2 separate regions of the Homo sapiens genome follow, and region 2 is linked to region 1. A link is an interaction called in ENCODE POLR2A ChIA-PET data of the cell type or tissue named here. Cell type or tissue: Caco-2. All regions are shown on one strand. Each heading gives the region's core, and the rest is flanking DNA. Links, peaks and the distances in the headings are about the cores only.

The links. ChIA-PET counts read pairs that join two places held together with the same protein. Peaks named below come from ENCODE experiments on the same cell type or tissue, not always from the same donor. Only the 100,000 strongest peaks of a DNase experiment are listed, where the experiment ranks them.
Region 2: POLR2A ChIA-PET joins it to region 1 with 5 read pairs; 6 of 35 experiments call an interaction of 5 or more read pairs at or near these places.

Annotation. Positions count from the first base shown.
Region 1 is chr1:179,928,353-179,932,758 of GRCh38, reverse strand. All of the region lies in intron 2 of LOC101928933 (a long non-coding RNA gene), which reads left to right. Among named protein-coding and RNA genes, the nearest start is that of CEP350, 24 kb to the left of the region's middle. In Caco-2, for the core only: no CTCF peak of the experiment used is centred there; DNase peaks (open chromatin) are centred at 1,688 and 2,288.
Region 2 is chr1:179,986,872-179,991,277 of GRCh38, reverse strand. It overlaps CEP350 (centrosomal protein 350), which reads right to left. Exons shown (of 38, transcript NM_014810.5): 3 at 3,992-4,038; 4 at 657-771. Among named protein-coding and RNA genes, the nearest start is that of CEP350, 34 kb to the right of the region's middle. In Caco-2, for the core only: no CTCF peak of the experiment used is centred there; no DNase peak of the experiment used is centred there.

The DNA.
Region 1 (4,406 bases), core at 139-4,138:
CATTTTGCTAGGCAGAATATAAAATCAATATGTAAAATTTTGCCTATTCTGCATTTCCACTGTGGCCACCACTGACAGTCCTCTTGATTAGTGGAACATACTGATGGAACAATTAAGACTCAATCGGCGCCAGGCACGGTGGCTCACGCCTGTAATCCCAGCACTTTGGGAGGTCGAGGCGGGCAGATCATGAGATCAGGAGATCGAGACCATCCTGGCTAACACAGTGAAACCCTGTCTCTACTAAAAATACAAAAAAAAAAAAAAAAAAGATTAGCCGGGCGTGGTGGCGGGCACCTGTGGTCCCAGCTACTCAGGAGGCTGAGGCAGGAGAATGGCGTGAACCGAGGAGGTGGAGCTTGCAGTGAGCCAAGATTGTGCCACTGCACTCCAGCCTGGGCGACAGAGCGAGACTCCGTCTCAAAAAAAAAAAAAAAGGACTCAATTGGCAAAATTAGTTGAATCTTTCAGTCTGTACTGGCCAAAAGTTTTGCCCTTGGTGCTGTTTAATCTTAGACCTACCCCTTTTGGAAAACATTGGTTATCCCCATTTGAGATAATTACTGGAAGACCCATGCACTTTATGAATCAAATCTAATCAAAGGTCACGTGCTCACCTACTGTAAGGAACTGGTCCAGGTGTTATAAAAAAATTTGTTTTTCAAGGCTAAGTCTCCTGAACGGACATCTCAATCTGATGGTTATCTGAAATTAAAATTTACCAGGAACCACTCTGCTGCTCAGTCTTGGAATAAGAAGCAGGCAACGTGAGAAGCTGACAGCTGGCCCAAGTGTCTGGCCCCTGCCTGTATAAGACTCCAAAATATTACTCACTCTTTATTACCCTTGTTCTAATTTTTATCCTAATTATAGAACTACTTTATCTGTCATTGAAAGTCTACAAGGACCACAACAACATGTGCCAATCCTTGTACTTCTGCCAAAATAAATTTCTTTTCTTTCTTTTTTTTTTTTTTTAGACAGAATCTCACTCTTTCGCCTAGGCTGGAGTGCAGTGGCATAATCACAGCTTACTGCAGCCTTGAACTGGGCTCCAGCAATCCTCCTGCCTCAGCTTCTTGAGGAGTTGAGACTACAGGTGCACACCACCACACCTGGCTAACTTTTAAACCTTTTGTAGAGACAGGGTCTCACTATGTTGCCCAGGCTGGTCTCAAACTCCTGAGCTCAATCTGCCTGCCTCGGCCTCCCAAAGTGCTGGGATTACAGGCGTTCACCATCATGCTCAACCTTTAAAATGGGTTTTCCTAAATAATTTAAACCTCACATGAATACCTTTTCAAACCTGGGAGAACTTATTTTTAAATCACCTCTTAAATTTTTCCCCCCAAAAAGCAACAATGGCTTACAACAAAAATATTTCACTGAATTGTTTACAGAAGATAATCCATTTTCTAAGTATATTAACAAAATTTACAATTTATTAATTTTAATAAAAATTCATACATGTCTTTTGGTATCTAGAAAGCTGACCTAGTGATTCAAACAGAAAAGATTAGATTCCTGAAATACACTTCTGATTCTATCACTGACTCATTGTGCAGGCTTAAGCAAGTTATCTAATCTCCTGGTATCTTAGTTTCTGCACCTATAAAATGGAGGTAATAATATTTGCTATAAGATAACATCAGCTATGCACTTGAAGAACCTCAGATGGAAGGCGCCAGAAATATGTTGCTATCTGCAGCATGACCTCATACTGTCTGAGAAATGGACCTTACCAGGCTTGTTGATTATCCCAGCACCTTACTTCCAAACTTCTCCTGTTCAACTTACTTTTTTACTTTATTCGTTTCTATTTACCGGGTACTCTTTATGTATTTTAATTTCATTGGCTGTTTTTATTGTTTTGAGGAGAATTGATACTTTGAAGAAACCATGAAACTAAAACTTTAATTTTTTTGTTTAAATTATTATGTTTAAAATTTGAAACAAATTTTTTAAAGCACTTAACTTTCCAATTATGGGAGATGGCTGTAGCTATGAGAGTTATATTAGCCTTATCCATTCATTCCTCTTGTTTACTTAGAGTTTATTTCACATTAATGTTAGCATGCACATATTTACATTACTCCCTGTATACTTTACAAAAGCTTTAAGGCAGATGTTGAGACTGCTATAAATTTGGATGTTTGTGTTCCTTTTCTGCAGGAACGAGATAACAGGTGATATAAGGGCAAAGGGTTCATTGCTTAGAGCTAAATCTAAGCTTAACCTATAGTCCAACCAGCTAATACATGTAGATCTCCTTTGGGCAAACTGCAAAGGTCAAAGGGCCACCTTGGGAATAACCAGATGACTTAAAAAAACAGAACTGCTGATTCAATAACAAAACTTAGAGGTAAAGCCAGAGATAGGAAGTTGGCTGCATTTTCTGAACACAAAAGTACTTCGTTCCCTCTCTCTGCCAACTTGCTTATTCAAGGCTAATGAAAATATTTCAGAGGAGCAAACCTTTGGTCTTTGGAACTTGCCTGTTAACAATAGAAAGCTTAATTCTTTGGAACTATTTCCAAAGGAAAAGATTTCATTGGAATTTGCTCACTCAGATCTTATATTTCAAGCAGCAAGTATTACACTACTCCAACACAGTTTGAGATGCCTGTTGAATGTTGGACAGATCATGGACTATAAGTGATTCTCTTTCAGAGGCTATATCAAGCAAAATATTCTGGGCTTTACATTATATTAAGCTATTACAAACTTTGCCAATTTTATAGAATCAGCATTGACAGAGACTTTAAATATCATCTAGTTCAATTTCCTTTTTTTTTTTTTTTTTTTTTTGAGACGGAGTCTCACTCTGTCGCCAGGCTGGAGTGCAGTGGCGTGATCTTGGCTCACTGCAACCTCTGCCTCCTGGGTTCAAGTGATTCTCCTGCCTCAGCCTCCTGAGTAGCTGGGACTGCAGGTGCGTGCCACCACGCCTGGCTAATTTTTTTTAACTTTAGTAGATATGGGGTTTCACCATGTTGGCCAGGCTGGTCTCGAACTCCTGACCTCGTGATCCGCCCGCCTCAGCCTACCAAAGTGCTGGGATTACAGGCGTGAGCCACCACGCCCTGCCCAACTTACTTTCAAATTAGGACATCAGAACCATAATAGGCCTTTGTTATTAGAGAGCATTCTACCTAACAGAGTTCCAAACATTATTGTCAGGTTTTTATCTCTATAAAGAGGTGTAAATTTCACTAGATAATCCGGTGATTCTATGGGCCAGGCAGTATGTTTCCTCAACATACATGCATTATGTGTTTTTTTTGTTAGTGTAAGTATGGACTTTATTTTTTTTAAAGTCTTTTGAGGACTACAAATTACAAAGTAAAAGCAGATCACTACATAGAAATCTAGTGAATACATTTTGCCTGTGCATGAAAACTTTATCAAAGTTATTCATTTAACAAATTCACCCCATTCACAATATTCAGCTATAATGTTCTTTTAAAGGTTACTATACCTTTATTTAAAATTATGTTACGTTATTCCCTCAAAATGAACTTTTAAACGACAAACTTTTGGCTCATAAGAATGGCACCTTCAAAAGGGATGACTTCCACTCAGTCTCTGGTGGCATTATTCCAGGCTAGTTTCTTTCACCAGTTAAAAACCTTCAAAATGTTCACTTTTAACACAGTCTTTCCATAAAAAATATGGCTACATTCCACCACCACCTCCCCAAGCATCGTATGCTTATATTATTTAATGCCATTTTTGCTCCTTAAGAAGTGGATACTGCCTGAGTATGGTGGCTCACGCCTGTAATTCCAGCACTTTGGGAGGCCGAGGCGGGTGGATCACTTGAGTCCAGGAGTTCTAGACCAGCCTGGGTGACACAGCGAATCCATCTCTACAAAAATTAGCTGGGTGTGGTGGTGTGTGCCTGTAGTCCCAGCTACTCAGAAGGTTGAGGTGGGAGGATTGCCTGAGCCCGGGAGGCGGAGGTTGCAGTGAGCCAAGATCATGCCACTGCACTCCAGCCTCAGTAACAGAGAAAGACCCCATCTCAAAAAAAAAAAAAAAAGTGGACATTATGATGGAATACAATGTAGAATTGTAGAATGATGGTTAAGAATGCAGATTCTGGAGTCAGACTGAGTTCAAATCCTAGCTCCATCAGTTACTAACAGTAGTTCTGGGTCTGTGTTTCCTCATTGGTAACAGAAAGATAGTAATAGCACCTACTTCAAATATTATGAAAATTAAATGATATAGTATATGTATGGTGCCTAGCATGGTGCCTGGCACATATTAAATGGTCAATAAACGTTACTGACTTAATTATTTACAGACTACACTAAGCTTACAGTGTGACATAGGTTGGGTTTTCTGAGAAGCAGACTCAGAGTACAAGGTATTTAGTAGGGAGTGCCTTGGTATCAACACCC
Region 2 (4,406 bases), core at 273-4,272, 58 kb before region 1:
AACCCAAGAAAAATTTGCATTGTATCAATTTATGACAGTCACCATATGAAAGAGATTCCATTTATGATTTTAAATCCCAAGAAAAATATACGTTAAGTCAACTAAATTTCATTTCCAAAGTGCTATATATCTGTGAATTAAAAAAAAAAATCAGACATATATAACCTCAAAATGAAACTCTCATCACTAAAAACAAATGAAAACTCATTGTCAAGGGTGATGCAATAGTGCTAAAGTCCCTGGTCAAAAGATGGTGAAAACACCATCTACGGTTACTGAACATGAGGCTGCTTCATAGCTACCAAATATCAAAGGAAAAAAATTAAATGCCAGTGTCTCTGACAAAAAAGCAAACAACACGAGACTGTAAGAAGAAATCAAACTGAAATAAAACTATTACATCAACAACTTATATTTAAGGTAGAGTGTGGTAGCTACACCTATAATCCCAGCACTTTAAAAGGAGTCCAAGATGAGAGGATTACTTAAGGCCAGGAGTTCAAGACAAGCTGGGGCAGCACAGAGAGACTTCGTCTCTACAAAAGATAAAAAAAGATTAGCCAGGTGTGGTGGCACACCCCTGTAGATCTAGCTGTCTGTTTTGTCAAAATTTATATTTAATATATGTATATATTTGGAAGTAACTTCATACATACCTTTTCTACTTATTTTTCGAGTAGCACTTGTAGAAGACTTCTTGGTATCCATGACAGAATCACACACAGCTGTACTTGTAGGGGCTACTTCTAATTTATTTTCAATGTGTCTCAGCTAAAGTTTAAACACCATCATAAGACATAAGTTAATTCTGTAAATAATCCAGCTACCATCAATTTACATGGTTATTTAAAAGTATATTGCCCAATACCTTTTTCCAAAGTAGAAAAAAACTCAGGAATCCTTTCTTATAATATTTGTTTTTCATCATTTTTTACTTTAGCTATAATAACATCTGGCACAATGCTCCCCAAATTTAGACAAGAAAATCAGTAAGATTCTGAAGAATATCAAAGAGTTTCCATTTGACATGTTGATCTATTTTTTAAATTGTTGAGTATTTTCAAAGTAGTAAATTATCTGACTTTTTTTTTTTTGAGACGGTCTCGGTCTGTCGCGCAGGCTGGAGTGCAGTGGCGTGATCTCAGGTCACTGCAACCTCCACCTCACGGGTTCAAGAGATTCTCCCTCAGCCTCCCTAGAGGCTGGGATTACAGGCGTGCGCCACCACGCCGGGCTAATTTTTGTAGTTTTAGTAGAGATGGAGTTTCCACATGTTGGCCAGGCTGGTCTCGATCTCCTGACCCCAGGTGATCCACACACCTCAGCCTCCCAAAGTGCTGGGATTACAGGCGTGAGCCACTATGCCCAGCCAATTATCTGACTTTATATGTGACATACCATTATGCAATATATCCTGTGCATTTTACACGCAAAAATGAGGAAAGAATTATTTACCTGAACCAAAATTTAGGACTATAGGTACTCAAACAGCCACAGTGTTTTACAGTTTTATGTCTATAAAATAAGTTTCACAATAAAGACAAAATTCGCAAGATAGAATTCAGGTTTCACATACACACTCTGCAATATAAGTCAACTTTTGATTATAACCACCAAAGTTCTCAATGACTGAAAAGCATTTTCTCCTAAATGGTAAAGTATTACATGCTTACAACAAAAAACTAGGAAAACAGAAACAATATAAAAAATGAAATTAAAATCAAAATTCCATCACATATAGACATTTTATATAAAATTTTGATATATCTTCCTTCAGATTTTTTTTTTTTTTTTTGAGACAGGGTCTCACTCTGTCACCCAGGCTGGAGTGCAGTGACATGATCTCAGCTAACTGCAACCTCTGCCTCCTGGGCTCAAGCGATCCTCCCACCTCAGCCTCCCAAATAGCTGGGACTACAGATGTACACCACCATGCCCAGCTAATTTTTGTATTTTTTTTTGTAGAGATGGAGTTTAAAATTCAGAATCTGAATTTTAATAAGCTCCCAAATGTCCAGGTTGATCTCGAACTCCTGAGCTCAAGTGATTGACGTGCCTCAGCCTCCCAAAGTGCTGCGATTACAGGCGTGAGACACTGCGCCCAGCCTTCCTTCAGATTTTTGCATCCCAATGTATTTTAAAAATTGGAATAATTTATGATATATTAATAGTTCTACATCAGATTGTCTCCCCTACTTATATTCCTTTATCATCCTTAAATGTTCTTCAAAAACACCCAATAGTTTTGAAAAACAACTATTAACAGTTATTAACTTAGTGCTAAACTCTAAATTAGTTTAGCACTAAGTTAAGCTGGGGGATAAAAACTATTTCTACACTATAGAAAACATAATGCTCAGGTAGAAGAAAGAGAATATATATTGCTATATTTATAGGGCCAAAATATGACTCTGCATTGGGACCAAATCTAGGTTATAACACCTTTTCCAGATTTATTTTCAAACTAGTTCTAAAGATTAGAGGACAGAAAATATCACTGAAATACTTAGTAAAGAAATAGGTGATTCAAAATCAGGTGGCATAGAAAACAAAAAAGGGTATATTAGGAAAGTAATTTGCCCAGAGAGCAAATTAAAAAAAAAAAAGGGTTTCCCTTTGAATGAACTATGCATCACCTGCCAAATTTGGATTCCTAAACTTTAGACAAGATTGGCCAGAACACAAATGGGAACAGGTTGCCCATAGTCATTCTTCTTCAGTGGTAAGAGAAAAAAAACAACCTGTTATTGATACAAAAAAGAAGTAACTCTTTTAACACTGTTATTCAACATAGTACTGGAAGTCCCAGCTAGAGCAATCAGACCACAGAAAGAAATAAAGGGCATCCAAATTGGAAAGGAAGAATAATTCACAGTCTATTCAAGAAGTTGGTTTCCTTCATTTCCTCCCTAACAATGAGCTTTCTACATAGACAAAGCCCTACCTTCATCCTCTGTTTTAAATTTTTTTTTTTTTTTTTTGAGACAGGATCTCACTCTGTCGCCCAGGCTAGAATGCAGTGGTGTGATCATAGCTCACTGCAGTCTTGAGCTCCTGGGCTCAGGTAATCATCCCACCTCAGCCTCCCGAGTGGCTGGGACCACAGGCACATGCCACCACACCCAGCTAATTTTTGTACTTTTGTAGAGACAGGGTTTTGCCATGTTTTACAGGCTGGTCTTGAATGCCTGGGCTCAAAACGATCCTCTCACCTTGGCCTTCCAAAGTGCTGGGATTACAGGATGAGCCACTGCATTCAGTCTAAATTCTCTTTTCCACATACCAAATGAACAAATTTATTAAAGGTGAATAAACAGTACAAATTATTATTATTATTATTATTGAGACAGGGTCTTGCTCTGTCATTCAGGCTAAAGTGCAGTGGCACAATCAAGGGTCACTGCAACCTCGAAGCCTCAACCTCCCTGGGCTCAAGCAATCCTCCTGCCTCAGCCTCCTGAGTAGCAGGGACTACAGGTGCACACCACCAGGCCTGGCTAAATTTTGTTTTTTGGTAGAGACAGGGCTTTGCCATGTTGCCCAGGCTAATCTCAAACTCCTGGGCTCAAGCTATCTACCCACCTCAACCTCCCAAAGTGCTAGGATTACAGGAGTAAGCCACCGCAACCAGCCAATTTTAATAGTTTATATGGCATGATGCTTGTGCTCCTAATTCCTAAAGTAGTATCTTGTTTATGACTTTACCATTTAATAGTTGTCATTTATGTTCATTTTATAATATATTATATATTATATATGATAATACTATAATATTACTATATACTATGTATATAAGTATATACTGTATATAGTATATATATTATATATAGTGTATACATATTTTATATAGTATATATAATAATATATAGTATTATTCTATAGTAATATATAGTATTTAAAGAACAGTATGGAAAACATTTTAATCTATTCAATCATAACAGGAAATTGATTTTAATCCAGAAATAAATAAATGGAAGCTAAAACTACTTACAGCAGCCTTGGTTTGAGAAAGTGCATCCCACGATGTGGTTATATCTGCTGGGAAAAAAAATGATATTTACTTTATCAATCAACCAGAATCTCTGAATTAGACCTCAGAATCTGAATTTTAATAAGCTCCCAAATGCACTCAAAAGTCTGAAAACTACCTTATTAGGCAGAACAATTCCTCAGCAAATGCTTTATTATATTGAGTCAAAATGGGTTTTTATCTATAAGATTATTAAGCCAACATTCCCAACATACGGTTTAAAGGTAAACAGACACTGCTACCATTGGACTGGCATTTCCACTCACACCTGTATCAGACAGCTCCAAAAAAAAGCAGCATCCTCAGTTTACCCCAATGAGCTGAACAAATATAAAATTTTATATTGTACTGTATCTTATAATACAATGTGAAAAAG